Regions from separate parts of the Homo sapiens genome. Here regions 2, 3 and 4 are each linked to region 1. Evidence: chromatin loops called from intact Hi-C (ENCODE). Cell type or tissue: dorsolateral prefrontal cortex. All regions are shown on one strand. Region 1 holds the start of LOC124900674 (a long non-coding RNA gene). Region 2 has its middle 63 kb from the start of QDPR. Region 3 overlaps LOC105374505 (a long non-coding RNA gene). Region 4 has its middle 40 kb from the start of QDPR.

The links. A loop is a pair of places that touch in the nucleus more often than their neighbours do. Peaks named below come from ENCODE experiments on the same cell type or tissue, not always from the same donor. Only the 100,000 strongest peaks of a DNase experiment are listed, where the experiment ranks them.
Region 2: it touches region 1 in a loop (7-fold over the local background); 52 of 110 quality-filtered maps call a loop at or near these places.
Region 3: a loop joins it to region 1, with 5 times the contacts of the local background. A loop is called at or near these places in 70 of 110 quality-filtered maps.
Region 4: a loop joins it to region 1, with 4 times the contacts of the local background. A loop is called at or near these places in 42 of 110 quality-filtered maps.

The regions. Positions count from the first base shown.
Region 1 is chr4:16,286,745-16,294,744 of GRCh38, reverse strand. LOC124900674 (a long non-coding RNA gene) reads right to left here and starts at 7,659. Exons shown (of 5, transcript XR_007058064.1): 1 at 6,891-7,659; 2 at 5,700-5,861. In dorsolateral prefrontal cortex, CTCF peaks have their summits at 4,434 and 4,647 (motif pointing left); no DNase peak of the experiment used is centred here; H3K4me3 peaks cover 520 bases; H3K27ac peaks cover 1,089 bases.
Region 2 is chr4:17,444,646-17,452,645 of GRCh38, reverse strand. No RefSeq gene overlaps it. Among named protein-coding and RNA genes, the nearest start is that of QDPR, 63 kb to the left of the region's middle. In dorsolateral prefrontal cortex, CTCF peaks have their summits at 4,554 and 4,765 (motif pointing right); a DNase peak (open chromatin) is centred at 4,778.
Region 3 is chr4:16,439,293-16,447,292 of GRCh38, reverse strand. All of the region lies in intron 2 of LOC105374505 (a long non-coding RNA gene), which reads right to left. Among named protein-coding and RNA genes, the nearest start is that of TAPT1-AS1, 220 kb to the right of the region's middle. In dorsolateral prefrontal cortex, CTCF peaks have their summits at 3,421 and 3,621 (motif pointing right); no DNase peak of the experiment used is centred here; H3K27ac peaks cover 915 bases.
Region 4 is chr4:17,468,462-17,476,461 of GRCh38, reverse strand. No RefSeq gene overlaps it. Among named protein-coding and RNA genes, the nearest start is that of QDPR, 40 kb to the left of the region's middle. RefSeq lists an enhancer at 5,231-5,730. In dorsolateral prefrontal cortex, CTCF peaks have their summits at 3,934 (motif pointing right), 7,438 and 7,641; no DNase peak of the experiment used is centred here; H3K27ac peaks cover 2,423 bases.

The sequences.
Region 1 (8,000 bases):
TGCAAGCCATGGGAGGGGGCATTCTTGGAAGAGAATCCTCCTGCTCACTCAAGTCTTCAGATGACTCCAGCTCTGGCTAACATCATGACTATGATCTCATGAGAGATGCTGAGTCAGAACCACCAAGCTTAGACACTTCTTCATTCCTGACCCACATGATATGTGCAAGATAATAAATTTTTATTGGTGTCTTCCATCTCTAAGTTTGGGGCTAGTTTCATATCCAACAATAGATAACTAAAATAGCAGTAGAAAATCTGGCTCCAGAGCCTGTTTTGTTAACTGCTATGTGTACTATCTCTCAACTGAGAGTTTATCTTGGGTATATGAAGAAGGATTAAAACAGAATTGAAGGTAGAGAAGGAAATGACTTCCTTCCTATGTGATGTTATTTAATGCCAATATTGTGTACCAGCTACCCAGCTACCATCGTCTCCACTAACACCAGCAGCATGCATTCAAAACTCTAAGAGAAGAAGAGTAGACAAGAGAGTATGGGATTTGAAAGAAGATAGTCCGGAATTGAATCCCAGTTCAGTTCCTTCACTCATTTTGGGTATTCCAAAAAAGAGGCCATAATAACCAGTGAGAAAAACAACTTGTAAAGCCCAGTCTCTCTGAGCACAGCTGAGAGCTGGCTATATATATTTATTTGGGATGTATGGAGTTCAGGGATTCATGGAATTTCTCAGAAGTAGGGGTACTTACAGATTGGGTAATATTTAGCTGTATGCCTGAGTGACAGTCTTGCTGATTGGATGACTTTCAGCAGTGTTTGTGCTGATGCAAAATAGCTAATGACCAATTAGGAAAAGTTTAAAACCATGTCTGGCAATTGTTTCAAGGCCAAAGAACAATGAGCCCTTTCCTAAGAAGATAGGAACTTTCTGTTCTTCCTTAAGCCATTTCCCTTCAATGTTCTTACCTGTAAAATGGGGAGAATACAGACAACTATTTATCAAGGGCCTACTATGATACTTGCCACACGCTAATCAACTCAGCCATTGTATGGCAGCAGCTGCCATAAACCATAAGTACACAAATGTATGTGGCTGTATTCCAATAAAACTTTATTTACAAAAATAGGCAGCAGGCAGGATGTGGCCAGTGGGCAGTAGTCTGCCAGTTCTGCTCCAGGTTATCTTTAGTCCCAGCTGTGGCCTGCTCTTCTGCCTCTCCTAGCTTCTAGCTCTGCTGTCCCATTGATCTGTATTACACTTTCCCCTTTCCTTAAATGCTTTTCTTCTACTGATGTGTTAGCTTTCAGTAAAGCATTACCTCATCAGGAGAAAGTGCTGTCCACACCTTTAGACTATTACAGGCCCCCCTGCTGTGTGCTCCCAAATGCATTTCCTCTTTCGCCACCTTCATCTCACTTTGTTATAATTATTTATTTCCATGTCTTTCTTCCCTGCTAAACTGTGAGCTCTGTGAAAGCAGGGATTGTTTGTCTCCCATGCCATTTGATCACAGGGCTTAGCACAATTCCTGACACATAGTAGGCATTTGGTAAATACAAAGGAAAAGAATGAATAAGCACGATTTTACAGAGAACATCTAAGATAAACTTTGGCTACTGTACACTTGTGTCTACCTATTTTACAATTTTTCCTAAAACCACCTTGTTCCCAAGAAATGGATTCTTCACTTCATATATTTTCAAGCTCACAGGCCATTTTGCCTCTATTTTACAGCGTAAGAATTTTGAAATGAGGAAACATCAGTGAAATCCATGTTTAAGGCACTTTTATTCTCATGCCACTATTTCCCTGCAATGGTGACCTTTAAATTTAGCCTGAGTATAAGTGGGGTTGTCAGAACATCAGGTTACATTATGTTATTCAGCTATTTGTGCCTTTTAAAGACGATGTAAGTTCCAACATAGACCGCACAGCGGGAAAGTTACCCTGATGATATTCTGGAAACTGCCGCAGCCAGGATCACATCCGGAAGTGGGTCAGTATTCAAGAAGGCTCATGCTTCTTGGAAGTCACTTTTACTGGAAACAGGCCCACATTTATCCTTCCAGAAAATAAGTAACCTGTGGCTCGTGCATGGCCTTTCTTCTTCAGGCAGATTGGAGAGAGGATTGTGTTTGAAAGAAAAGAATGGAAATGTGCCTGCAGCACTTATTTTTCTCCTTCAGGGTGGCGTGTGGAGCTGTGTGCTTGGACCTGCAGTGAACGGTGTAGTCACTGATTTTTCCACCTAATCTGGGGTTCAGAGGACTCCGGGCTGGTACTGGTCCTCCACAATTCCTCCTAGATGTAAACCAGCCCCCCGACCTTTTTTGCAGCTGTTTGACTAGCTGAGCCCACTTCCTCATTGATAAACAGCTTTGATAAATAGGTTGAACTAAACAGCTCCCAGAGACACTTCCAGCTCTGGTCATGCAATTGATTTCTTCAGGATGCTTTCAGAGACACATCAGGGCAAGAAGCATGGGGCATGGGGTGAACGGAGGAGGGAGAGGGGATCCAGCTTTGAATGGTAAGGCAGGGCTTCTCCACTTCTTGTTGCATTGCCATGAAACAATGACCTCTCGCTGTGCTCCCAGTCCCAAAGAATAAGCTGTAAGCTGATGTATGAGAAGAAAGATCCGAAGGAGATGCATAGACACATAGAAATCACAAATAATAATAATAATAATAAAACCTAATACAATGCCTAACTTGCTCCTTAGCTCCTTAGAAAACTGCAATGTGGCACTAGACAAAAGACACCTTCCTGGGCTTTACCCCAACCCAGTCCAGTTTAAATGACAATGGACCTGCACACTTTAATAGTTTTTAAAGCCCATTGCCTATAGACAGGCAGGATAATCTAGTAACAATGAGAAACATCATCAGGCACTAAGTTCTAGCACTGTTCTGATTGCTGTAAAGGTATTAGGTAGAGTCATATGCAGCGGCTGTTTTTCTAGGCCAAAAATGGATAAACACCAGCAATTTCATATTTCTATCTAAGATTAACTCTTTTGATTTTTACAACAATCTTCTAAACACTGTTGTTGTCTTTTGTTATGAGCTCTAGATGGGTTTTTAACTCAGCTCTGCTACTCTGGTCAAATGTGCCTTCGTTTTCTCCCATGTAAAATGAGACTAATAATACTGCTTGCTTCATAGGGTTATCACGAGGACTAAATGAGTGAATAAATGTAACAGTGCCTGACACATAAGTGCTAAATAAACATCGGTCATTATCATTAGCTTTACGTAAAGTGACGTTAAGGTCTCCTTCATTCTAGAAATACTTTGTGCAGTGGCATTTCATGTTTTTTTTTTTTTTTTTCCTACCAGGCACTTATTTCTTCTTCTCTTCTAAAATAGCATCCCAATTTCCCTTTCAGGGAACTTGTCCCCCTGGCTGACTATCAGCCAGGGATCCTTGCCTCCCCTCACTATGGCGTATACATGTACCCTGAGGTTAGCCAGCCTCTCTCCTGTGTCCTGTATTTTCCAAAGCCACATTATTCTGCTCTTCCTGTGATTCTGAAGCTCTTCTGTGTCCTTCCAATAAATTCCTTTTTTATTGCCCATGAACAATGGGCACGTGGAGGAAATACGGAAGGTAATTTAGCAGATTGTTGGCAAGTTAAGTTAGCAAGATAAGTGGTTTCTATTGTTGCAACTAAATATCTTTAAAATATATATCATTGGAAATAGACATTGTAATGTTCTTTTTATGAATAATGAAACCAGCTAACATTTACTGATTCTCTGTCTAGACTTTTACTATGTGGTTATGTTTAACACACTTCTGCGACAGTAAGCGCCATTAACCCCATTTTGCAGAGAAGAAAATTGAAGACTTAGATTCCTCTGCCAGCTTGTCCTGCTTGTGTGTCCTTGAGCAAGTCTCTGAACATATCCAAGGTCTCAGTGTCCTGATATGTGAAGTGGGGTTGGTGACCTTTCCCACGCACAGGGTGGTTTTGAGAATCAAGCAAGATGATGAACGTATAAAAGCTCTTTGTAAACTATATAGTTACATGCCATATACGGGTAAGATTGCATTATGATTCTCTTTGACAAAAGGACACATTTTAACTCCTGTGTCTTGGTGCCTAATTTAAGCCATTTGTTGTTCTTTCTGCATAATAATAATAATAACAAATAAATAATGCATGTTTCAAAGTGAAAGCCCTAGCTAACACACTCCCCAGAATGAGATTCTTTTTCTTGGAAGCAACACTACACCTATGTGGATTTCCTGGGTGCTTTATGTTCTTGCCAGGCTAATCATGGCTGAAACTTGTGTTCTCTGCTTTTCTGATCAAACTTAGAGTCCTTCTCTCTCTTTTCCCTTTATTTCCCTCCTGTCTTTCCCAATCTCGAAGCTCCCCAAGGACCAATAAATTCCGGCATTGACTACACACAGCCTTCTAAGGGTTTTCAGTATATTAGAAATAAGATCCAACTTCCTGTATTGAAACCAGAATTTAAATGAAGGTTTTCCAAACTCTACTGAGGATTATATAAAGAGTAAGCAGGAATCATAAAAATTAGGAATATTATTTTCAAATGCCAGGGTTTTTAATAGACAAATAAGGTATGGGATCAGGCTGCAGTATATTAGCAAAAGATAGAGAAAAACGAATGAACGAGAAACATTTCACTGTGAAAACCAGATGAATATTCTTATTGGCCCACAGTGCCATCTTGTGGATCATTTTTAAATAGGGCTTTGTTTTCAGTTGTGATTGCATTTGTTTGACTGTTCCTAATCATGTAAAGCATCCATTAAAGTCTGCAAATGATTTCCAGGTAACCCAAGAGAACATAGATGAACACACCTGGTGGAACTCATCTGTTTATTGATATCTCATCCTCCTTAGGCACAGTTGGCCTGTCATTCCATGCTTTAAATAACTTCTCTCTTTGCCCTCTGTAATAGTAGATGTTCATGGTTCTCTCTGGCCATTTTCTTCCAGCCTTCACCAAATCTACTTTATCTATGTAACTCCTAAGGTATGTTCTTTGCCTTCTCTTTCTAGATGTAGTGGTTATGCACCTTGTCACAGGTTTTGTAACCCATAGAAAACCAATGGTCACCCATGGTCCACGGACATTCTTTCCAGAAAAAGACACTCAGATGACTGTGCCCCTCCTGGCACACACACTCTGATAGAAACAGAACACACACTCTTACACACTTGCACACACCTACACTCACATACATGCTCACACATTTCAGCCAACAATTTCAGGGGGGTTCACAAAGTTCCTGGTTCCATGTTTAGAACCTTTGCTTGACAGTACTTCCTTCAGTGATGTTATGGAATCCTAGACTTGTAACTATCACACCTATGAAGAGGTATCTCAGATGCCAGGTTCTTTTCTATATCCAGTCCTTTGTTTCCAACCGCCCTCACTATTTCTGATGTAAACATCCTGCCCTTCCCTATGGCTAACGCTGTAGCCATGTTGATCTCCTCTCAAGAAACACTTCTGGGCACGTTCAAATTCTGTTCACTCTCCAAGCCCCGGTTCATATACTACCATCTCTGGGAAGTCAATCTCTAATCAGAGAGAATTAAACTTTCCCTTTGTGATCTCTTAGACTATTTTTTTAAGTTTTCACATTAAATATTTCAGACTTTCTACTGTTTATAATTGCCTGAGTAGATAGGTTCTTAAGGAAAGAAAACATGTCTGGTTTCATTTTGCAGCTTCTATCATAACAAGAGAGGGGCTTACCTTGTAGCTTGTAGCTTTTCCTTTAAAGTCTTTGAGATTGGAAGACTTGGTTTAATTTCTCACTTTAGACCTTAACGTGTGACTGTGAGCAAGGTAGTTAAGCTTTCCAAGACTCAGTTCTTCATCTGTACACAGGGATCCGATGGTTCCTATATGTGGGGTCTGTGGGAGGATTCAATGAGTCAAGGTATGTAATGCACTTTGCATGTTTCCTGGCACACAGCTGGGGATCAAAACATGTTTCTTGAATAATAGGACCCTCAGAAAAGGAAAAGAAGCTGAGGTCACTCTCTCCAAAAAATGTATTCCCATGATTTTGAAATCAAGGAGTTTGTCCTTTATTTCTGTAGGAGTGATTAGGATGTCCCTAAATGTTAGAAACTCAGTTAACAGCAGAGAAACAAGATGAATCAGCAGTTTGCTCTAATAGATCCAATCTTTGAAACCTTTCAATCAGCATTGGGATGGCAACCCAAGTAATTTTTTTAAGTATTATTTTATTTAGGCCTGTGTGGCTGGCTTTTCAGTCTGGGCTGACCATTAGCAAGAGCAATCTGCAGCTGGTTTCGGTCTCCTGGCACTAGTGGTTTTCACAGCAACAGCAAGTTGTCTGTGGTGCAGTAGAAAGAGCACTGAAGTTGGAGGTAGAGGGTCTGACCCAAAGGATACCCTTGTTCCTCCAAACCACATAGCCTGGAGAATAAATATGGACTTCTGCTGCTCATTGAGGTGCGCATGACTATTGATATAAATTATTTTATGTCCTCCAGCATGATATTTTGTGCAAAAAAACACTATTTTTGTAAGTTTATATTTTTAATTAAAACCTGTTTAGTTTACAACTTAAAAAATATTATCTTCCCGGTTTCTGCCATATTGCTTGCCAGCCCACTCCCCAGAGTGTTGATCCAGTTAACAACGGGCTAGATCACATTTCCCACAGCTCCCACAGGCTGAGAGGTGAAGCTTATTGTTTCTCCCTCTCCAACCCTGCCATCCTTGTTGAACTAAATATCCTCCAACAATATGATTTTCATTAATCTGATAGATGTACTGTGGGGTCATGTTGCCATTTAACTTGGGAATTTCTATGGTTATGAGAGATGTTGAACTTTTCTCCTAAGCTATTTAAATTTCCCATTCTATGACTCCCCTACTTATGTCCTTTGATGACAGAGTTGGCTTTCTTACCTTTTTCTTGTTGGTTTGCAGGAGTACTTTGTATATTCTAGGTATTAATCCCATTCAAAAATTCTCCTATTTTTTTCATTAGATTGTAGCTGTATGTTTCACATTGAAGTCTCTAATTATCTAAAAGTTCCTCCCTTGACCAGCCTGGAAAACAGAGTGAGACATCATCTCTACTAAAAAATACAAAAATTAGCCAGACATGGTGGCGTATGCCTTGGTCCCAGCTACTCAGGAAGCTGAGGTGAGAGGGTCGCTTGAACCTGAAGGTGGAGACTACAGTGAGCCGTGATCGTGCCACTGCACTCCAGTCTGGGTGACAGAATGAAACCCTGTCTGAAAAATAAAAGAAATAAATGAAAGATCCTCTCCTTGCTTATGGAATAAGATGAAGATCTCACTTTATTTTTCTCCTTAATATGAGTCTATTTCCCAATATCAACTTCTTAACAATCTGTCCTTGAGCCACCGACTTGTCTTGCCACCTCTATCATATATCAATTCCTAGATATATATGGATCTGCTTCTGAATTTCCTGTTCCATTTCATTGTGATAGTTGAATGTTCCTGTGATAGTACTGTTTTTGTTTCCATGGTTTTGTAGTATATCTTCATATCTGCTAAGAAATTCTCTTTCATTTTCTCTTCTTTTTAAAAATTAACTTAGCTATTCATGGACTTTTAGTATTAACCACAAATTTGAGATAAGTCTTAAGTTTATTTTTAAAATGCTGATGTTTATAAACTGCATTAATTTCTAAATTATTGGTTTTTGTTTTTGTTTTGTTTTGTTTTTGAGACGGAGTCTCGCACCGTCGCCCAGGCTGCAGTGCACTGGCGCGATTTCGGCTCACTGCAGCCTCCACCTCCCAGGTTCAAGCGATTCTCCTGCCTCAGCCTCCTGAGTAGCTGAAATTACAGGTGCCTGCCACCACGCCTGGCTAATTTTTTTGCATTTTTATTAGAGACGGGGTTTCACTATGTTGGCCAGGCTGGTCTTGAATTCCTGACCTCGTGATCCACCCACCTCGGACTCCCAAAGTGCTGGGATTACAGGCATGAGCCACCGTGCCCAGCCAAATTAATTTTTAAAGAACTGACTCTATTACAATT
Region 2 (8,000 bases), 1.2 Mb before region 1:
CATGGCTGGGGAGGTCTCACAATCATGGCAGAAGGCAAAGGAAGAGCAAGGTCACATCTTACATGGCAGCAGGAAGGAGAGAACTTGTGCAGGGAAACTCCCATTTATAAAACCATCAGATCTCGTGAGACTTATCCACTATCACAAGAACAGTGTGGGAAAGATCCACCCCCGTGATTCAATCACCTCCAACTGGGTCCCTCCCATGACACACGGGAATTATGGGAGCTACAATTCAAGATGAGATTTGGGTGGAGACACAGCCAAACCATATCATCAGAGAACTGCATATCAAAACCACAGTGAGGTATCATCTCACCCCAGTTAGGATGGTTATTATCAAGAAGATTAAGAAAAAATGCTGGCAAGGATGTGGAGAAATGGGAACTCTTACTCTTGGTGGGAATGTAAACTAGCACAGCCACTGTGGAGAAGAGTATGGAGGGTCATCAAAAAGCTACAGATAAAACTGTCATATGATCCAGCAGTCCCATTTATCCAAAGGAAAGAAAATCAGTGTATTGAAGAGACATCTGCAGTCCCATGTTTATTGCAGCTCTTTTCAAAATAGCCAAGATATGTAATGAACCTAGGTGTTCAACAACAGATAAATAGATAAAGAAAATGTGGCATATATACACAATGGAACACTATTCAGCCATAAAAAGGAATGAAATCCTGTCATTTGCGGCAACATGGATGGAACTGGAGGAAATTATGTTGTTAAGTACAAGTCAGGAACAGAAAGTTAAACACCACATATTCTCAGTCATATGTGGAAGCTAAAAAATAGTTGATCTCATAGAAGTAAGAAATAGAACAGAGGAGACTAGAAGGTGGGAAGCGTAAAGAGAAAGGGGGATAGGAAGAGATTGGTTAAGGTTATAAAATTACAGTTAGATAGGAGGCATAAGTTCTAGTTTACCACAGCACTGTAGAATGACTATAGTTAACAATAATTTATATAGTTTCAAATAGCTAGAAAGAGAGCATTGAATGTTCCTGATACAGAATTGCTGGGTCCTGGCTAACCTCCACCCTCAAGCCTGGAACCTGGGCCCTAAGTGAAAGCAGCTGACCTCATTTTTTCTGCTCAAATAATTGCCTTTTTGGCCCTCCCCACCCCCATCCTGTGCCCATAAAAAGACTTCGTCTGGCAGAGCAACACAAGTGGCTGGTGCAAGTGGTTGGGGATGCAAGCTGCTGAGCCTCGGAGATACAAGTTGGTGAACTTTGGGGATACAAGCAGCTGAGCATCAGAGACTATGGAGACGCAGTTAACTTCAGATGGTTCAGTTTCAGGGAAAGATCATCTTCTTCCCATACCACCCCCTTTCCAATTCCCCATCCCACTGAGTGCCACTTTTATCACCCAGTAAAATCCTCCACATACACTACCCTTCAAATAGTTCATGTGACCTGATTCTTCCTGGATACCGAACAAGAACTCAGGTGTCAAAAAGGACAGGTGCAGGAGGCTATCACTCTGACCCTTCACTGAGCTGCTAACAGTTAGCCATCCATGGACTGCAGGCTGAGTGAAATGAGCCACTCCAGTTCCTGCCCACAAAGGGGGTCGAGGTCAAGGAAACAATCCCATCTCAGTCCCAACACAAAAAAAAGATAAATGTTTGCCATGATGGTTATATTAATTGCCCTGATCTGATCACTATGCCTTACATATGTATTGCAATATCACTAAGTATGCCATACATATGTACAATTATGTGTCAATTAAAAAAATTAAAAATAAATAACTAAAAAGAAAAAGAGCTGATGTTTCAGTATGAGTCTTAAGGCCTGAAAAGACCAATGTCCTGGCTCAAGGCAGTTAAGCAGGAGAAGTTTCCCTTTATTCAGACTTTTTGTCCTGTTAAGGTCTTCATTTGATTGGATGGGGTCCTCCCACATTAGGGAAGGCAATCTTCTTTTCTTAGTGTACTGATTCAAATGTTAATCTCATCCAGAAACACCCTCACAGACACACCCAGTATAACGTTTGACCAGATATCTGGGCATCTAATGGCCCAGGCAAACTGACACATAAAATTAACCATCACAATGGATTATCCACAAAAGGGCAGCTATCTCCCTAAGGGGAATTCAGCTCTAGCTTTTGAAGTTTTTTTTCCTCTTTGTCACATGCATTATCCTATGTAGATCTGGTCATTCATTTATTCATCAAGGACCTCCTGAGAGCCTGCTGTGTGCCAGACACTACTTTGGATACTGGGGAGACAGTGAACAAAGTAGACTTATTGTGTAAAAAAAGTACACACTGGCAGTATCCTAATTTTGTGTAAATGGCTTCTGAAAATGTGCATAAAATAAAATGTAAGAAAATCTAAACAATAGGCTTATCTAGTATTAAGGGAGGGTTCATTCAGAAAAAAGCTAAGAAATATTATAAAACTTCTATTTATATCTTGCCTTTTAGTCATAATTTTGACAACAGATTCCCAACTTTTCAGAATATTTCTAAATTTGTTTTGATTGTTGTCTTTCTATGAGTGAACACACAATTGCTCTTGTTAAGCCCCATGAGTGTGTGTTTGAAGCTAAAGATGCGTCATTTTAGACACATATAATGGTCTCCATCTCTATCTCACTTCTAATAGGTTTGTGATATTTACAGTTCTTATCAGGTATTAGGGTTTTTATTTTTTAGGTTTTCACTTACTATACGACATAAGGACCAACGCTCTGCAACTTTACTAAAGAAAATAAATAATCTTTATACACTGATTACTTAGTTATGGGCATTTTGTTAAGTGCCTTATGAATATTATCTTTTTAAATCCTGGGATAGGAGTACATCCCTGGACCATTTATAGAACTGCATTCTGTTCAATGAGTTATTACAGAGAAAGGGAAGTGGATGAAGTTGAAAAGATCATCATGCCATAATGGATAGTACACAAAAGACATAATTAGCATGAAAAAAATTCAGCTTATTCAAATAGAACTGTAGTTACTCTAATGAATAAATGATCCCTTGATTATACTTTCAAGTAATACCAAGTCTAAAAATGGTTGTTAAACCAACAACTTCTAAGTTTTAATTGATTTGGAATGAATATGTGGGCCTCCATTATCATAAGCCAGACCAATGTAGTTGAGATGCCCATTTTCCCACTATTCCTAGCCCTGAACTTGGCTAAACTGCTCAACTCTTTGAGCCTCAGTTTATTTTTCTGCAAAATGGGAGCAATCGTAAGAACGTCAAAGGATGCGAAAAGGATAAAGTAATTTATCCTTTAATAAAGGATAAAATAAAGTTTAATAAATAAAATAAAAGAACATACAGTTTGGAACTTGGAACATCATAGTTGTTTGAAAAATATTTGGGCTTCTATTTCCTGCAGTCAGGTATATTCTAAGTATTCAATGAATATTTGTTGGAGGTGTTGAATTCCAATATCTATAAGCAAAGAGAAGTATTATATTAAAATAAAATTAGTTATTGAATTTGGTGTTAAATAGTTTAGTCTAGAGCTGCCTCTTTACATATTTTAAGTTCAGCCTAAAGATTTCTCTGTACATCATGAACTATAACCTAAACGGAGATATAAACAGACTGTAACCTACTCTTGTGCCAATCACCGAGTTTTGGCCAGTCAAAGGGTGCCAACTGTTCAAACCGTGTTCAAATAAGGTAAATGCCTGAGCTGTCACCAGTCCAGCTGTTTGTATACCTCACTTCTGTTTCCTGTGTGTCACTTTCCTTTTTCTGTTCATAAATCTTCTTCCACCCTATGGCTGCTCTGGACTCTCTGAGCCTACTCTGGCTCTGGAGGCTGGCTGATTCATGAATCATTCTTGCTCAATTCAACTGTTACATTTACTTTGGCTAAGGTTTTTCTTCTAACATTGGAAAGAAAGCTGAAACCTTTCAAACTTTACTCTTGAATCTTCTTTTCCTTGTCAGGGAACTCTTCAAGGGTGGATGTCCTGGAATGGCCAATTATTTGTCTAAATGCTTTGTTTCTTTCCTAACCAATTAGGCTAAAACACCTCTGGTAAACAAATAGGCATACAGGCCCCCCGCCCTCACCACCCCATAAATAAGACTGTAGGTGAGAAAGGCAGGGAGGCTGCACTTTCCCCTTCTGATCTGTGCAGGGGAGGTTTCTGCTTCAGGGGATGTGGAGGAGACTGGTCCTGGCTTAGTCTTCTTAGGTAAATCTTTGGCGGGAGCAGCAAGCTGCCCCTTCTAATCTGCCTTCCAAGTGCATGTAGTGGTTCATGGCACTGCTTTACAAGAGGGATGGGTTTGATGGGTGGAGCACTTGCACATTTTTAACTTATAAAAGTCCTTGTGAGCCAGGCACAGTGCCTCATGCCTGTAATCCCAGAACACTGGGAGGCTGAAGTGGGAGGATCACTTGAGGCCAGGAGTTGGAGACCAGCCTGGGCAATATAGTGAGACTCTGTTTCCACCAAAAAAAAAAAAAAAAAAAAAGAAAAAAAAGAAAAAAAAATTAGCTGGGTGGTGGCACACACCTGGAGTGTTAGCTACTCAACAGGCTGAGGTTGGTGAATTGCTCAAACCTAAGAGGTTGAGGCTTCAGTGAAGTTGGTTATGATTGTACCACTGGGCATCCAAGTCTGGGCAACAGAGAGAGACCCTGTGTCCAAAAAACAACAACAAAAAAGTTATTGTGAAACCCTTAGAAGAGACAGTACCAGAGCTTATCAGTATCTGGTTTTTCTTTCCTTTCTGGGTCCACAGAGGATTACATTTCCTAGGTCCTTTGCCAGTAGGTGGAGCTATGTGTCCAGTTTCACTTCAGAGCCCAAGCATAGAACATACAGATGTTGGTACTGCCACACACTCTCTTCAATCTTGTCTTGAGATGTTAGAGCCACAAGGCAAGGGACATGTAGTTTGCTGAGTTACTGCATTGACCTTAGTTGTCCTGGAGAGCTGCCCAGACATACAGTAGATGTAGCAAACATGAAGAGTAAACTATTATGGTATGAAGGCACTTAAATTTGAGGGCTATCTGTTACTGCCTCATAATCTGGTTTATTCTGACTAATTGAGCCTCGCGGGGAAGGTTTGAAATGGGGTAGAAAGTATTCTGTGCTACCAACAAAATATCCTAAAACTATGCCAAATAGTCTACTGGTAAATGATGGGGAATCAAGACTGGAGGTGGGAAATGAGGGGAAGGAAAGCAATGAATCTGGAGAAGCTGCAACAGAATTACTGTCTAAAATCATGATCAATTGCTTTTTCTGGGTTTTGAGTTAGCCTGTAACCTTCCTGCATTCCAGGATTCTCAAATAAATTCTATGCCTTTGCCTATCTCAAAGGAATCTCCTCGAAGACCATCGTTTTTGAAATGCCTTGAAGATTGCTTACAGCAGAAACCAGCTCAGCACCTGTCTGTTGCCAAGTTTCTTTGCAAGTAAGGAATGATAGTCGTATGACTTTAAACTATCATTCTTCCTTCACTTGAAGTGAGCAAATTTGAGTCAACAAATAACGATGGGAGCTTACATCAAGTGACTGTGCTTGGCTGTGGGGCTACCAAGATGAAGAAGGAATGCTCCTGCCCTCGAGGAGCTCACAGTCTAGTGGGAGGGAACAATGCGGACATAACTGGCTACGGAACAAGTTAGCCTGGGGAAGGGCTTCAGCAGAGGCATAAACAGAAAAAGTCAGGGTCCAGAGGGAGAGAGATCTGTTCTCTTTGTTGGGGAGGGGTCTGGGAAGGCTGTATTTTAAGTTAGTACTTGAAGGATGACAAAGACCTTGATGGTTTTCTGTGAGGTATGAAAAACTGCCAGTGTTGTATCTCTAGCTTTAGGAGTTTTATTCCTATGCTGCAGAAAAATCCAGCTCGGGAGATGTGTAATTTAAGCATTTTCAAAGCCCATATAACCAGAGATCTGGGCTAATGGGAAAATAGTCATAACATTGCCGCTAAATGCAATAACTTGTTGATATATTTTGCTCAATTACCCTTGTTAATGATTCATCAATCTTTTTTTGCTTCCTGCACTAAAAAAATCTTGCTGCAGAATTTTGCCCAAACATATACACACCCAGTTTTTGGCCCTTGGCAGCCTTCCTAAGTGGAGAGTATTTTCCACATGTGGTTGTTGACATGTAGATTTTGAAATTCAAAAACAATGGATACATACAAGAGGGAGAGGAGACTGAGAATGTATCCTCCATGACACACAAAGATCAGTGTTTTTTACAAGGTGGTCCCGGCTGGGTGTGGTGGCTCATGCCTATAATCCCAGCACTTTGGGAGGCTGAGCTGGGCGGATCACATGAGGCCAGGAGTTCCAGACCAGCCTGGCCAACACGGTGAAACCCTGTCTCTACTAAAAATACAAAAAAAAAAAGAAAAGAAAAGAAAAGAAAAAAAATTAGCCGGACGTAGTAGGGTGCGCTTGTAGTCCCACTTACTCGGGAGGCTGAGGCAGGAGAATCACTTGAACCCAGGAGGCAGAGGTTGCAGTGAGCCAAGATCATGTCACTGCACTCCAGCGTGGGTGACAGAGCAAGACTTCAACTGAAAAAAAAAAAAAAAGTGGTCCCTAGAACACTAATTTTGGATGAATTAATAAATGTGGTATAAAAAAGGATTATATGGTATGTTTTTTGTCAGTGTGGCAACTATCAATTTATTACCTCTCAGCTCCAAATTCACCCTTTTGTTACCAGCTCCACAGTGAAGCCTTAAGCATTGCTCTTTTGTAGCAAGCATGGTGTTAAGCTTTCTCAGTAGAGGAACACCGGAGAAACATTGCAGGAGGAGGGGGATCCTCTTCCTGCTGGCTGCAACCACACCTTTTCCAACAAGGTCTGAATCCCAGCCTTGGGGAGGCCCCAACTTCCAAGTTTGCTTCTCCTTGGATGCTCTTCCTTGGCCCTGGAGTATTCGTCAGTGTACTCTTCACATCTCTATAGTTACTCCCCTGTTGTTTTTATTTTATTTATTTTATTTTTTTTTGTTTGAGATGGAGTCTCGCTCTGTCACCCAGGCTGGAGTGCAGTGGTGTGATCTCGGCTCACTGCAACCTCTGCCTCCTGGGTTCAAGTGATTCTCCTGCCTCAGCCTCCTGAGTAGCTGGGATTACAGGCACCCACCACCATGCCCAGCTAATTTTTGTATTTTTAGTAGAGATGGGGTTTTGCCATGTTGGCTAGGCTGGTCTTGAACTTCTGACTTCAGGTGATCTGCCCACCTTGGCCTCCCAAAGTGCTGGCATTACAGGCGTGAGCCACCACACCTGGCCTCCTGTTATGTTTAATAAGGGTTTATATTAAACAAGTGAGTGAGTTCTCATGAGATCTGATGGTTTTATAAGAGGCTCCTCCCCCTTTATTCGGCAGTTTTCCTTCCTACTGCATTGTGAAGAAGGTGCCTTGCTTCTCAAGTTCTGCCATGATTGTAAGTTTCCTGAGGCCTTCCTGGCCATGCTGAACTGTGAGCCAATTAAACCTCTTTCCTTTATAAATTACCCAGTCTTGGGCAGTTCTTTATAGCCATATGAAAACAGACTAGTACAGTAAATTGGTACTGCAGAGAGTGGGGTACTGCTATAAAGATACCCCAAAATGTGGAAGCAACTTTGGAACTGGGTAATAGGCAGAGGTTGGGAAAGTTTAGAGGACTGAGAAGAAGAGAGGAAAATGTGGGAAGGTTTGGAACTCCCTAGAGACTTGTTGAATGGCTTTGACCAAAATGCTGATAGTGATATGGACAATCAGGCTGAGGTGGTTTCAGATGAAGATGAGGAACTTGTTGGGAACTGTAATAAAGGTGATTCTTGCTGTGCTTTAGCAAAGAGACTGGTGGCATTTTGCCCCTGCCCTACAGATCTGCAGAACTTTGAACTTAAGAGAGATGATTTAGCGTATCTGGGAGAAGAAATTTCTAAGCAGCAAAGTGTTCCAGAGGTGACTTGGATGCTTGTAAAAGCATTCGGTTTTATGCATTCACAAAGAGATGATTTGAAATTAGAACATCTGTTTA
Region 3 (8,000 bases), 150 kb before region 1:
ATGATCCTATTATCTATCATATTCTAATATATGATAAGGAATTCATCACAAGTCAATTCCCAGAAAAGCTCGAGTTATTTAATAAATGAGGTTGGATCAATCAGCTAACAATTTGGAACACAATATATTTAAATAATTACCTTATTCCACATACTAAAAGATATCCTGATTAATTAAAAATATAATGTATATAAACAAAAATTAAAAGAATATTCAATTTAATTCTCTTTTTTGAAGGGAGAAAGACTTTCTGTTTTTAAGAATAATAAAATAATTCATAAAAGGAAAGATGGGCAGACAGATCCTAGTACAGTGCACAGACAGCACCCATTTTGACGGATTTGTGTTTGCACTATACTTGTTTACATTTTCAAAATCACTCTTGCAGGCAAGAACATACCAATTAGAATTTTTGCAGGACGAAAACAACAAAAAAAAAATGAGAACCAGCAGACTAGGAAAAATAATGCAACACATTTGAAAAACAGATAAGAAAACCATGAAGACGGTTTCCAGCTTCATCCATGGAAGCTGGAAACCATCATCTTCAGCAAACTATCGCAAAAACAAAAAACCAAGCACTGCATGTTCTCACTCATAGGTGGGAATTGAACAATGAGAACACTTGGACACAGAAAGGGGAATATCACACACCGGGGCCTGTCATGGGGTGAGGGGAGGTGGGAGGGAAAGCATTAGGAGATACACCTAATGTAAATGACGAGTTAATGGGTGCAGCACACCAACATGGCACATGTAAACATATGTAGCAAACCTGCACATTGTGCACACGTACCCTAGAACTTAAAGTACAATTTAAAAAAATTAAACATAAAAAAAAGTGCAGAAAAGGCAAGTTCTTTAGGCTGGGACAATCAAAAAAGTAGGTCATTATATGAACTAGGCTTCAAAAAAAAAGAAAAGAAAAGCATGAAGACTCCTATAGGTAAGTCAACAAAGGAAAGAAACAGAAAATTCACCAAAAAGGGAAATGCAATTAGCAAATCAAATATGGGAAAGTGTTTGATCTCAATGCACATTACGAGATACTATTTTTTCCTGATCATTTTATGTGTGTGTATTTTTTAAACTAAAAAATCCAAATACTCACAAGAATGAGGTGAAAGAGACACCCTTGTGTATTGCTAATGGCAATTAGCAATTGGTAATTTTGGAAAGGAGCCTAGCAATTTGTAGAAGAACTTTAAAATGCTCATTTTCATACTTTTACCCAGGAATTCCTCTCTGGGAAATCTATTCTAAGTAAATAATTCTAGATGTAGAAAACACTGAATGAAGATGTTAAATGCTGTGGTACATATAATAGAAAAAATTGTAATAATTCTTCAACTTCAGACGAATGGTATAACGAATTGAATTATATCCTCCAAAAAGGTATGTTGAAGTCCTAATTCCCAGCACCTTTGAATAGTACCTTATTTGGAAATTGGGTCTTTGCAGATGTGTTCAAGTTAAGATCCACCCTAATCCAATATGACTAGTGTTCTTATAAGAAAAAGAGAAGACATACAGAGTCACACAAGGATAGGCCATATGAGGATGGAGACACAGATTGAAGCAACGCATCTACATGGCAAGGGACTGCCTGCAACACCAGAAGCCATGAGAGAGGCCTGGATAAGCTTCTCCCCTAGAGCCTTCACAGACAGTATGGCCAGCTAGCATCTTGACTTTGGACTTTTAGCCTCCAGAAATGTGAGAGAATAAATTTCTGTTGTTTTAAGCCACTCAGTTTGTGGTAATTGGTTACCACAGCTCTAGGAAACTAATACAAACAGTAACATCTTTATGTTAGTTGAGAAATAATTTCTTAAAGAAATATGCAGCCAATAAAAATAAATTAGAATGAATTAGACTTAGAAAAAGGAGCACAATGTATTATATGTAAATAGGTAGGGTATGATAGCATATGAGGTTATGAATACTATATGCTAAAACAATTCACTGGTGCATAGAAAAAAGACTGGAAGGAATTTCAAGAAAATATGGAAAGTGGTTGCATTTGCATAGTGAAATATCAGTATGTTTTCTACTTTTTTGGAGTTCTCAATTTTCTTTAATGAAAATCTATTCATAATCATCATAGTTGGTTGAAACTAATCAAGACTCATACCTAGGACTAGGGCTGGACTCATCTCTTATAAAATCCTTGGACTTGAAGTTGATAGGTCTGAACAAAATTGGTTCTAATTAACAAGAAAGAGCATAGGATGGTTAGGTAGGCAACTAAAAACTTCTTGTACATTGTTGTACAATGTACAAGATTGTAAAACAATATGTACAAGTTGTAAAAACATCTTGGTCCATTAGGATTGCTGTAACAGAATACTATAGACTAGGTGGCTTATAAACAACAGGAATTTATTTCTCATACTTCTGGAGACTGGGAAGTCCAAGATCAAGGCTCCAGCAGATTCAGTGTCTGGTGAGGGCTCTCTTCCTCACAGCCAGCTGTCTTCTCATTATAACCTCACATGGTAGAAGGAGCCTCTTTTCTATGAGCACTAATTCCATTTATGAGGGCTCTCCCTTCAGGAACTACTCTCCTCCCAAAGTCTTCACTTCCTAATACCATCACTTTAGAGGTTAGGATTTTAACGAATGAATTTTGGGGTAACACAAACATTCAGTCCATTGCATATCAGGTCCTTGTCTACTTCAAGTTTTGATAGAAGCTGTGAAGAGGAGGACAATAAAAATATTATAGCTAATGGGGAGAAGGAAGAGTGTCCTTCCTGAAGAGCAGGTGTTACTACTGAGTGACCATTAGTTCATTGGTAAAGCTCAACTTAATGTGACACATGTTGATTACCTAAGAGCCAATCTTAGAATAATAGACAAACTAACTTTCAGTATTTTTGTGAAACCAAACACTAGCAAATTCCCTACAGTTCTTTCTTTCACAGAGGTGCATGTTTTACTCAGTCAACCACAAAAGTTACATTCACAAAATTCACTGGTATATATTCATAATTTAGTTGTGCATACCCTGACGTATCAGTTTATTTAAACAGGCATTCATTCATATTTCTTGAAAACCTACCAAAAACCCAACACTGGATCAATAATTCATAATACAACACTGAACAAAAACATCATGATTCCAACCCTCAAATATCTTCTAGCCACACTGGAGAAACAGACATTAAACAAAGTATGGCATATAATAGAAAACTATATTGTGACTAAGTGACACAAACAGAAAGCAACAGGTGCCATCATAAGAGCAGATAATAAGGAAAACTATTCTAGCTTGGAAAGACAGGGAAGGTATAGGTAAGATGAGGTTAAACTGATTTCTGAAGAGAAAGGAATTTGCCAAGCAAATTGGAGAAGTAGAGTGATGTTAGTGCTCTGAATAGAAGGAACAGCTTGTGCAAAGTTTTCAAGTCTAGAAATATTCCAGTTGATTTGAGGGGCTAAATGAAGGCAGCGTAATTGCCATGGAATAAGCCAGGCCGGAAGTAGTGAGAGATGAGGGAGTGCACACAGAGCCCTGTAGACAATGTTACAGATTTGGGTCTTAATCCAGAGTGTAATGGAAAGCCACTAATGGAGTTTACTTCCTGACCAGCAGGTGTCACTACTGAGATGACCATTAATTCACTGATAAAACTCAACATTAGTGTGACACATATCACTTAAGACTCATGAATGAAAAATAAATTTGCATGCTATATGCCACTGATATTTTTAAGGTTTGTTACACAGCAATAGCTGACTGACCCACAGCCTTCCCTTCTTTTAGGAATTGTTTGCAGCTTATGGTCCAGGAAATGTTTTCTCTCTCTCTCTTTTTTTGAGACGGAGTTTCACTCTGTCACCCAGGCTGGAGAGCAATAGCTCAATCTTGGCTCACTGCAACCTCTGCCTCCTAGGTTCAAGCGATTCTCCTGCCTCAGCCTCCCAAGTAGTTGGGATTACAGGCACTTGCCACCATGACTGGCTAATTTTTGTATTTTTAGTAGAGACGGGGTTTCGCCATGTTGGCCAGGCTGGTCTTGAACTCCTGACCTCAGGTGATCCACCCACCCCAGCCTCCCAAAGTGCTGAGATTACAGGTGTGAGCCACTGCGCCCAGCCCATTTTCTCTAATTTTTAAAAGCTACTTTTTCTTATTTATTTATTGTTTCTAAAATAAATATTTTATTATTTTTTTAAAAAAATTCTATCATTCTCAGGTGTTTGATGTGGAAGGAAGATATTTCAAATAGTTCTCAGGCTATCATTTTGAAATTTGAAACGTGAGTATGACATTGAATCAGTTATGAGATTATTTCAACTGGTTTGATCACAAAAGCTCTAGGAATTTAAGGAAAGACTGAAGTAAGACTGAAGACTACAAATTCAGGAATAACTTTCAAATTACAACAAAGGACTGCTTCAGAAGTGGCACAACCACTGCCACTTCTGGGCAGAGATAACATGGATTGTTCCTCTGATGCTGGGGGCACCACTAGAACCTCTGCCAACACTGCTACTTCTGCACAGCAATGGACCACGTGCCTGTCACTGCCTAGCACCTGGATATCCATTACACTAGTTTCCACATGGACATCTCACACCATTGTGTCTGACCCAGAGCAAGGAAAGTTGGAAGGTGAGTTTCTGGCTTTCACCTTGGAAAGAAGCAAACTCATAAGATAGGAATGTCCTTAAACATAGAAAAGCAGCTTAAAAGGTTTACAGGGATGCCTTATAATCACTACTTGGTTATGTTGGAGGTGAAAAAAATTAAAAGTAAACAAGACAAGTCTATACACTTAAGGAATCAAGACTACAGTTCTCAATTACAGTTCATCAAGATAACACACACAGATGCCCTTGTTAGGGAATCTGTCACATAGGCATTCAACAAATGACAAATCAGTCAACCAATCAATAAAACCACAAACCACTGCCATAAAATGAAGCACGATTACCCCTTTATTCCAGACTTTTAGTCTTGCCTTTAATTCTCCAATGAGTTGCTTTGCTTTTTTGTTCAAATTTCCATATTTTACTTTATCACCTCGAATCTTCTGGTGCGATGATTTCATTTTACGGTACACGCTTGTCAGACCATGCCAGCTGCACCTACTTATGCCTTACCATCTCCTCGTCCACTGGGTAACAGTCTCTCCTGGAAAAGGTTCATTCTAGGTAGTTGGTCTGAATCAAGAATTTAAAGAGATAGAAGCATCAGTGGGCCAGTGATCCTCAAAACTGTCACTTGAAAGGCACAAATATATCTCCATTTTGGCATGCCTAAAGCTTTTTCCTATCATCTCAATAGTTCAAGGAGACAGGAAAGGGTGGAGAAACACACACACACACACACGTGTGTGTGTATATATGTACATATATGTATGTATATAAGTATATGTATGTATACATATATACACACATATATGTGTATATATATATATACATACACATTAGTGTGACAATCACTTAAGACTCATAAATGAAAAATAAATTTGTATGCTATATGCCACTGATATTTTTAAGGTTTTTTACACAGCAATAGCTGACTGACCCACCCATATGTATATATGTATACATATATACACATACATATGTGTGTGCGTGTGTGTGTGTATTTTCTTTCCTGTTTCACTTCCCCTTCCCTCACTTCTGTGTCCTGAACTCACACTTCCAAATAAACTTCCCATCCATGAACCATTGTCACAGTCTCCTTTCAGAAGGACCCAGGTTAAGATTCTCTCTCTTTTCCTCCTACCCTTCCTTCCTTCCTGAGCCTTTTCCTTTTTTCAGTGCTATTACCCATCTACTTTCACACTCTCACATATACATGTGTATATATATATGTGTGTGTGTAAGTACATATATATTTAGTGTTTCTCCACCCCTTCCTGTCTTCTTGAACGATTGAAATTCCACATGTGAAGTGAAATACAGAAAACAGCAGACCTAAGTTAATGATTTTTCTGGGAAAGACAAGGAAAAAGAAAATATAACTTTCCAACTTTGCTAATGTAAAAATACATTTTACACTTGTGTTTTTGGTAGATTGGGCAATAATGGTTAACCCACACTTTCCAAAATCTTTGGATAGACATTTACTGAACACTAGCCATGTTCCAGAACTGGGTTGGACACTGGGATAGAGTGGTAAGAAGTGCTGACATTTTACCTACCCAAATCTGCTGTATTTGAACTAGGTCTTCCAGTCAGATGATTCAAATAAGATCAAAATATCCGCTAATCTAAGAAAAAAGTTAATATCACTTCAAAAAAAAGGAAAGGCTAAGGGAAAAAAGAAAGAAAGGAAGGGCAGGAGGAAGAGAGAGAGAATCTCAGGCTGGGTCCTTCTGAAAGCAGATGGTGACAGTGGTTCATGGACGGGAAGTGATTTGGAAGTGTGAGTTCAGGACACAGAAGTGAGGGAATGGGAAGTGAAACAGGAAAGAAAAGAGCCATTTCCTTCCCTCCCTCACTTCCTTCCTTCTTTGTTCCTTCCTTCCTCCCTTCCACATTTCAAAATTCTTCTCAGTTAGATCAAGTATCCAGTCACCTGTGGCAGCCAATGGAAAATGGAAATGGAAGGAAGGGAAGGAAGGAAGGAAGGAAGGAAGGAAGGAACGAAGGAAGGAAGGAAGGAACGAAGGAACGAAGGAAGGATGGATCCTGGCAATTGTGATTTTTCTATCAGAAGCATCTAACAGAAACACAGCCCAAATATTTCTGCTTCTCCCACATTGGATAATTACAGCTTTTCTTTATTGATAATCTCATTTGATCTTCAGAACAACCCCATGAAGCAGGTATTATTTTTATTACAGTATTGTGCTTTAAAGTGTGAGCTGTGCTGTGAGACAGCTCGGAATGAAATACGGGCTCCATCACTCGTGAGCTTTGTGACCTTGGGCAAACTAACATGTTTATGCCTAAGTCTTCTTTAAATGGGCAATAATAAGTGCAACAACTGTTTGTTGTGAGTATTAAATGAGTTAATATTTGTAAAGCACTTAGAATTGGTCTGGCATATAGTAAGTTAGCTTTTATAAACACCTGTTTTTTGTTTTGTTTTGTTTTTCTGATGCTCTCAACTGTGGACAGATTTTGAATGCCTTCTGATGCATAAAATAGGAGAAGCACTCACATTAGCAGAATGACTTTGAAACTCTGCACAGTGTGATCCTCAACAGAAACAGTCCTAAACAAGGTTATGGGGGAGCCAAATGTGCAGGACCCAGCCAGGAAGACTTGGAACGAAGGGGTGGGGCTCAGCTGGGAAAGTGTGTTTTGAGCAAATACACATTTCACTGATCAACAGCTTCTTGCAGGATGTCCTCCCTAAGTCATTTCTGTAAAACATAAAATCTCCATTCTAGGCAGGGTGCCATATTTTTCCTTCTCTGCACCCAATGAGAGAGTGCTTCCTTCTCCCTGGCCATTTGCAGGGAAAATGAAGCCAAGATCCCATTTTAGTACAAATGCTCAACTTTTATGGAAATGTGTTTGGATAATTTACAAAGGACACCCCTCCTCTTCCACTCCAGTTGAGAGGTTTTAGAAACTCAGGGGGTTCTTTTCACTGCTTCCTACCCCAATTCTTTGTAGACTGGCAAAGAAGCTTCCTCTCCCTCACTCCTCAGCACCCCACTGATTCTACAATGTCTGGGAGGCCATCAGCATTTAAACAAAAAATGGTCCTCATCTGAAACCACAGAAACCCTATTTAGCACAATCAGGACTAGAGAGTCATTTAGAGAGCAAGCGCCTTCATTATAATGTGTGAAGCAGAGTCTCAACTGACTATGGAAGCCTTCAGCCTTGAAGGAAGAGAGGGGCTGGGAAGACAGAAAGCAGGAGGGACAGTAGAACATATAAGCCATTTTCCCAACTTGGGAGGTATATTTAACATCGGCAGAAAGCAATCATTGCAAAATGTGTATGTGTTTATTTATTTATTGGATTGAGTATACCCAGTCACCACTTTTTCTCTCTAGGGGCAACTGGAAGAACCAAAGAAA
Region 4 (8,000 bases), 1.2 Mb before region 1:
TCTTTCTTTCTTTCTTTCCTTCTTTTTTTTTTTTTTGACAGTCTTGCTCTGTCGCCCAGGCTGGAGTGCTGTGGTGCGATCTTGGCCCAATGCAACCTCCACCTCCCGGGTTCAAGCGATTCTCCTGCCTCAGCCTCCCAAGTAGCTGGGATTACAGGCACCTGCCACCACGCCTGGCTAATTTTTATATTTTTAGTAGAGACGGGGTTTCTCCATGTTGGCCAGGCTGGTCTTGAACTCCTGACCTCAGGTGATCCACCTGCCTTGGCCTCCCAAAGTGCTGGGATTACAGGCGTGAGCCACCATGCCAGGTCTGAAACTTAATGTTTTTCTAGAATGTTCTTAGCATTGAGCGAGCCTCTATATAGTCTGGAGATACTCCTGGACTAAGCAAGTCCCTTTCTGGCCTCTGCCTCAGTTTTCCGTTTCTGGCAGAATTTCCTACTGCATTTTTGCAAATTATTTTTTTAGCTCTGGATAAAGTAATTTGGACTGAAAATCTGAGTAAGAGAAGAATTAAGATATCCCATCTCAATGGTTATCTAAGAACTGCAAATGGAAACAGTGAGATAGCATTAATAGTAGTTACCAAACTAGCAATGATTTTTAAAATGCAGGTGGTAATTGGTAAAGTGTAATTTCAAACCCTGCTGGTGGCCAGCCAAGTAGCAGAACTTTTCTGGCAAGTAATTTGAGGGTCTTACAACCCTCAAATATACCATTTGATCTAGTAATTCCATATCTTAAGTGTTATGTAATAATCAGCAACAAGGACAAAAAAAATAACAAATGAAATTCCTGCATCATTACTGAAATCTTGGAAACAATCCAAAAGACTAGCAGCACAGAATTGTTAAATAATCACCATACATTATGATATAATATGATTTGTGCCATAGAATAACTGCTGAATGGGAGGAGTGCCCTGGGCAGGGAAGGAGGTCCAGATCCTTTCTGGGGTGTATGGGCTGCTGTGAACCCAGTAGGGGTCTGCTTGACATTGAACTGCATCTGCTGTAATGGCCTAGGGGGTTTAGTCCCCTGCGCAGCTCCTCTTGCCATCTCTCTTCCTTAACATTGACCAAATGAATCCTTACTATGCTGTAGGCCTTGCTTTACAAGCATTGACCCATCTTCATGACTTTAACGAGGACACTTCTATTATTATGTCCATTTCACAGTTGAGAAGATTGTGGCATAGAGAGAAGTTACTTGCCCAACGTCACACAGTTAGGAAGCAGCAAATGTCAGGATTTGAGCAGGTATTCAGACCGCTCTTAGCTACTACATTATACCAGACTGCAAATAAGCCGTACAGTTAATTAGCACAATCTAGTTGTGCTAAGAATTATTAAAAATCACATCTTCAAATAATTGTTAGTGATATGAGAAAATTCTCACGGTACAGCGTCAAGTGAAAGACAGCATGCATGATATATGTTATGATATAGTAAGATGTGAGCCAGATGCGGCAGCTCACGCCTGTAATTCTAGCACCTTGGGAGGCCAAAGTGGGAGAATTGCTTGAGGCCAGGAGTTCGAGAGCAGTCTAGGCATCATGGCGAAACCCCATCTCTACCCAAAATACAAAAATTAGCTGGGCATGGTGGTGTGTGCCTTTAGTCCCAGCTACTTGGGAGGCTGAGGTGGGAGGATCCCTTGAGCTGTGATTATGCCACTGCACTCCAGCCTGGGTCCCAGAGCAAGACCCTATCTCTAAAATAAAATAAAATAAAATAAAATAAATGCAAGTTTTGCTGTATGACTTAATGAAACAGGAAAAAGAAATAAATTCCATGAGACAGGAGCAGTGCCATTTACTTGTCTGTTATTTATTTATTTTTTGGAGACAGCGTCTAGCTCTGTCCACCCAGGGTGGAATGCAGTAGCATGATCTCAGCTCAGTGCAACCTCTGCCTCCTGGACTCAAGCGATTCTTTGCCTCAGTCTCCCGAGTAGCTGGGACTACAGGTGTGTGCCACCACACCTGGCTAATTTTTTGTATTTTAGTGGAGATGGGGTTTCACCATGTTGCCCAGGATGGTCTCGAACTCCTGAGCTTAGGCAATTCACCCGCCTTGGCCTCCCAAAGTGCTAGGATTACAGGCGTGAGCCACCACGCCTGACCAACTTGTCTGTTTTTTAAACTCATCCTTGCAACTCCCAGTATGTAGCTCAGTGCCAGGCACACAGTAAGGCCACAGAGTAACTGCTGAACTGGCAGACTTCTCTCTATGTGTCACTCTTCTCAATTGTGAAATGAACATAATAATAGAAGTTTCCTCGTTAAAGTTGTGAAGATGAATCAATGCTTGTAAAGCAAGGCCTACAGCATAGTAAGTGTTCAGTCAATGTTAAGGAGCCCTGGGGAGGGAAGGAGGTCACGGTCTTCCCTGGGCAGTATGGGCTGCTGTGAACCTGTGTGGGGTTGGCTTGAACTGAATCCATTGTAACGGCCTGGGGGATTCAGTCCCCTGCCCAGCTCCTCTTGCCATCTCTCTTTTTTTGTGTTGTGCCAGAGCCATGTAAGGGACTGAAACTGGCGTGGCACAGGAACACAGGCACTCAGGCCAAGCAAAGATGGCCTTGCTGTTGAGTGAGTGAATTGCAGCTCATCTCTCTGTTGTGACCTTGTCCATTTCATGCGAAGCAACACTTATGGGTGGGCCCAGTGCCTGTTTGCTTTCAGGGAAACAGCACAGAAATCAGGATCAGTAAATTTGATGTTGAAGTCTTTTTATCCCTTGGACTCTCCCATATCCCACTCAGGTCCCCATCAGCACATTGTCACCTCATCCCTGCAATGGTCTGGCAGCTCTGCTGTGCCTCAAAGAGGCTCTGACAAGCCTCGCTGGGATGTGCAAGCCACTGCGCAAGGCTAATAATTTGGTGATTCTTTGAATAAATATTAAAAATATCTACTGTGCAGAAGTGAATTTTTGGTTAATAAAAATTTCATGCAGAATTCTTTTCTTTCTCTCTTTCTTTCTTTTTCTTTTTTCTTTTGGCAGGCCCTCGTTCTGTCACACAGGCTGGAGTGCAGTGGTGCAATCACAGCTCACTGCAGCCTTGACTTCCAGGCTCAAGTGATCCTCCCACCTCAGTCTCCCAAGTAGCTGGGACTATGGGCACGTGCCACCACACCTGGCTAATTTTTGTATTTTTTGTAGAGACAGAGTCTTATTATGTTGCTCAGGCTGGTCTTGAACCCCTGAGCTCAAGTGATCCTTTTGCCTCAGCCTCCCAAAGGGCTGGGACTATAGGCAGGAGTCACTGCACCCTTCCTTTTTCTTTCTTTTTAAAAATCTGATTTATTTCCATGGGTAGAAGCAGACCCAACATTTTGAAAATATATTTGTACCACGCCCTTTTTTTTATTTTTTTCTTTTTTGAGACAGAGTCTCGCTCTGTCGCCCAGGCTGGAGTGCAGTGGTGCGATCTCGGCTCACTGCAAGCTCCACCTCCCAGGTTCACTCCATTCTCCTGCCTCAGCCTCCTGAGTAGCTGGGACTACAGGCGCCCACCACCACGCCTGGCTAATTTTTTTTGTATTTTTAGTAGAGACGGGGTTTCACCGTGTTAGCCAGGATGGTCTCGATCTCCTGACCTCGTGATCCGCCCACCTCGGCCTCCCAAAGTGCTGGGATTACAGGCGTGAGTCACCGCGCCCTGCCTGTACCACGACTTTTTTTGGTAGTGTTTGTTCCTTAGCTACTTTCGCTCTCTGATCTTCTAAACCAGACTCCTTCGGAGGTGCATGAAAGGGCTTGCAATTTAGGTAGTTAACAGCTGGTAAGCAGCAAAGATGCAAACATGATCTGAATCAGCATCTTAGCTGATGGTGATAGTGGGCTTTCAGCTGCCAGTGAATCCAAGTGTATAAAAGAAAAAAAAAAACTCAGATGAGAGAAGTTTTCAAAATGTCCACTGGGTGGAGCTGTCAGTTTAGCTGGAAGCATGTTTGGCTTACTTAGCTACAAGTTACACCAGTGATGTTTCAGTGACTCTTAAAATTGGTGCCCAAACCCTTTCCTACTTCCTTCAAACCCAGATCATAATTACAACTAAATAACATTGGTGGGATTATTGTCAGTTTCACTCACAAGACTGTAAAGTTCATGGAAACCCTGAAGGTCAGGATTCCCAGAGATGCCGCTTTGGTCTTCTTCCTCTAAATTTAGTTGGTTATCAAAGGAATAATTTAGGGAGGTTATTAAAAATGGATTCCTGGAAACTTTCCCAATCCTGATTTAGTAGTAGTGGGGTGGAGCCATGTGTTAGTTATCTATTGGTGTGTAAACAAATCACCCCAAAACTTAGAAGCTTAAAAGAATAGTACTTATTATCTTTCACAGTTTCTGTGGGTCAGGAATTTAGGAGTGACTTATTTTGGGGTTATGGCTCAGGGTCTCCTGTGAGGCTGCTGTCAGATGTCAGCTGGGGCTGCCTTCATCTGAAGGCTCGACTGGAGCTGAGGGATCCACTTCTGAGGGTGCTGGCAAGCTGGATCCAGGAACAGTATAGGACAGGGAGGATGTGCTGGACTGGCTCAGATATATCCAGATGTAGGTGCTGTCTGGGCATGGCAGATTATTAAATGTTGGTTCTTTGGCTGGGTGCACCCTGTTGCATCCTCTGACCACAGCAACCCTGAAGCATACAGTCTTCTTCCCCAGCAGGTCTCCTCAGCCTCTAGGCTTCCATGGTCCCCTCAGCCTCTAGGCTTCCATGGTCCCCCATCCCTGCAGGGTCACTTTGTCTTTCCAGGCTAACTCCTGGGAAGTGTTCCTTTCAACATGGCTTGAGGTTGGCTCCTTCCCATATGGCCCACATCTAGCCTTGGGAAAACATGAGCATTTGCCCTCCTTCTTCACTCCCCAGAGAGGGGCAGGGAGAGGAGAAATGGTGCAAGATTCCAACAGCTCTCTGGAGACATTGTCTCTCTACCTCTTCCACCTCTCCAGCATCAAAGGCTGGTGGTGGGTATGCGTGGGATCTGACAATGGCTTCCTAGTCTCTTGATGGGTCCTGCACCAGTGACCTAACACTTTGCCTAGGAATGTGGGGACTTGGTACCTGTTGTGTTCTTGGCCTTTGCACATTAATGAAAACCTGATACAGCAAGTCCTTTTCAAGATCCTGTTCCATTTCTCCATACGCCAACTTTAAAGCCTTCCTAAGCATCCGACTCCAGCACCCGGGAGCTTCTTGACCTTCTCCACTTGAGTATCGCAGAGTTAAGTTGAACATGGTGCATCAGAGCTCAGTATCCATCCTGGGAGCCACATTCTCCTCCTCCCTTTCTGTCTTGAGTGGAGACACGGGGGTCAGAAACCACGTTATCCACAACCACTCTTACTCCCCACTCATCATCCCGTCCCTCGCCTCGCCCTGACAATTGTACCCCCTAATTATTCCTTGAACCTGCCCTCCTCCTGCCTCTGCACTCCACCTTCCTCCATTGCTTTAGCCCAGCCATTTCTCTCCTCTTCTCCACCTTGATTCAGCTAACTCCTCCTAGACCTGGCATAGTCATCCGTTCCAGGAACCCTTATCTGATAAAATCCCATCCCTTTGCCCAAAGGCTGGGCTGGGTCAGGTGCCCCTCCTACCGACAGTTTCCTGTGTCGTCATTGGCCACCTCTTGTGCCTCGCCTTGCATCCTCCCTGCCCACATTTTATTCCAGTCATGGCTGGGGCCACCAGCTTTGAGCAAGTGCAAGCTGACCGCATGTCCCTGGCTGTCCTGCCTACCTCGCTTTCTGCCTCTGGGCTTGCCTGACATTGAGGAATGGGATGTCTGCAGAAATGTGCCAGGCACTCACACATGCGCAAACCTGGGAGGGTGGAGAGTTAATGCTCCAAGGGGCAACACACTTGACCACTGGGAGACGGGCTGGTGGACGAATGTTCCCCTCCTGTCCTTCTGACGATGTGTCAGAATGAGGCACATCACTCTTCACCACTCCTTAGACAGCCTCTAGTGGCATCATTCCCAGTTACTTAGAACGTGATGCAGCTTGGTATGAGGTTGCTGCAAAAGTCATTGCGGTTTTTACCATTGAAAGTAATACCAGAAACCGCAATCACTTTTGCACCAACATAATAAAATGTGTGTTGGCTTTCCCTCCTGCCCTGTTTCACTCTTCCTATGCCCCTAGTCCCCAACTCTGCTTCCGAGGACCACTTCCTTAAATAAATTAGTTCATACAATCCCTTATCTTAGGTTTTGCTTGACTTGAGAGGGACACAAGCTATATTTAACTCAAACACTGCCTTTGTCAAATTAAGAGTATAATAGTTACTTGTTTATATTTCTGTCTCTTCACTCAACTACAAGTTCTTTAAAGCAGGGACTATGCCTCCTTTGTCATCCAAGTAATGCATAATAAGCGCTTGTTAAGTGAATGGCTCAGGGGTAGAAAGAACAGGCTGCTGGATGAAGCTGGAAACCATCATTCTCAGCAAACTATCGCAAGGACAAAAAACCAAACACCGCATGTTCTCACTCATAGGTGGGAATTGAACAATGAGAACACATGGACACAGGAAGGGGAACATCACACACTGGGGCCTGTTGTGGTGTGGGGGGAGCGGGGAGGGATAGCATTAGGAGATATACCTAATGTTAAATGACGAGTTGATGGGTGCAACACACCAACATGGCACATGTATACATATGTAACAAACCTGCATGTTGTGCACATGTACCCTAAAACTTAAAGTATAATTAAAAAAAAAAAAAAAGAAAAGAAAGAACAGGCTGCATTTACCCTTGGCAGCTAAAGTGCATGGGGCATAAAGCACCCTTAGAAGATGCTTTTCATGCGTTACCTCATTTAATTCTAATTTAATTCTAGAGCAACCCTAGGAGGTAAGTGCTGTTATTATTCCCATTTTAAAGATGAGGAACAAGTTGAGAGAGTTAGATATCTTTTCTTTCTTTTATTTTATTTTTTTGAGATGGAGTCTCACTCTGTCTTGCCCAGGCTGGAGTGCAGTGACATGATCTCGGCTCACTGCAGACTCTGCCTCCCAGGTTCAAGTGATTCTCCTGTCTCAGCCTCCCGAGTAGCTGGGACTACAGGCGTGTGCCACCACACCTGGCTAATTTTGTATTTTTAGTAGAGACAAGGTTTCACCATGTTGACCAGGCTGGTCTCAAACTACTGACCTCAGGTGATCTACCTGCCTCAGCCTCCCAAAGTGCTGAGATTACAGGCGTGAGCCACGGTGCCCAGCCGTGAGTTAGATAACTTACCCAGAGCCACACAGCTAGAGGAAAAAGCATCAGAATTTTGAACTCTGGTCTATCTCATTCCCAAGTTGGCCTCTTATCAACTCAATTAATTATTGGGGAACTATGGAGCTTGTTATCATTACAGGATAAAGTGCTGGCGGGGAGTGCATGGAGGAGAGGTGTCTTCGTGGGCAGGGGCTGCATCATGAAGGATCTCTGTCAGGTGGTTTTTATCTTTAGGCAACGGGGAACCTCTGGAAGCTTAAAACATTTTCTCATTGTGAGCCTTTCCAAGTGTCCTGGCATTAAAAATAAATAAATAAATAAATAAATAAATAAATAAAAATACAAGCAGTTTGAAGAACTTCTGCAAGGGGGCAGGCATTGGCAGCCGATGAGACAATTCGTCTTGGAAAACTAGCGTGGGAAACTTGGTTCAGTTTTCTTTGCCTAGTGGGGCCTCTGCTCAGCCCTGTGAGTGGATCTGAGATCGATAAGTCACCCCAAGCACTGGAGACCTGCTGCTGTTCACTTTGCCTTTCGCTCCTTTCCTGCCTTCCTGTCTTCTTCCCCTCACCCTTTCTCCCCTCATTTCTCTGGCTTACTTCACAGAAGTGGAAATAGGTTCAAAAATGTGTAAGTTGGTGCAAAAGTAATCGCGGTTTTTGCCACTAAAAGCAATAGCAAAAACCGCTATTACTTTTGCACCAATGTAATAGTAGCAGCTTCCTAAACATCGCCAAGTTTGCAACATCGTGAA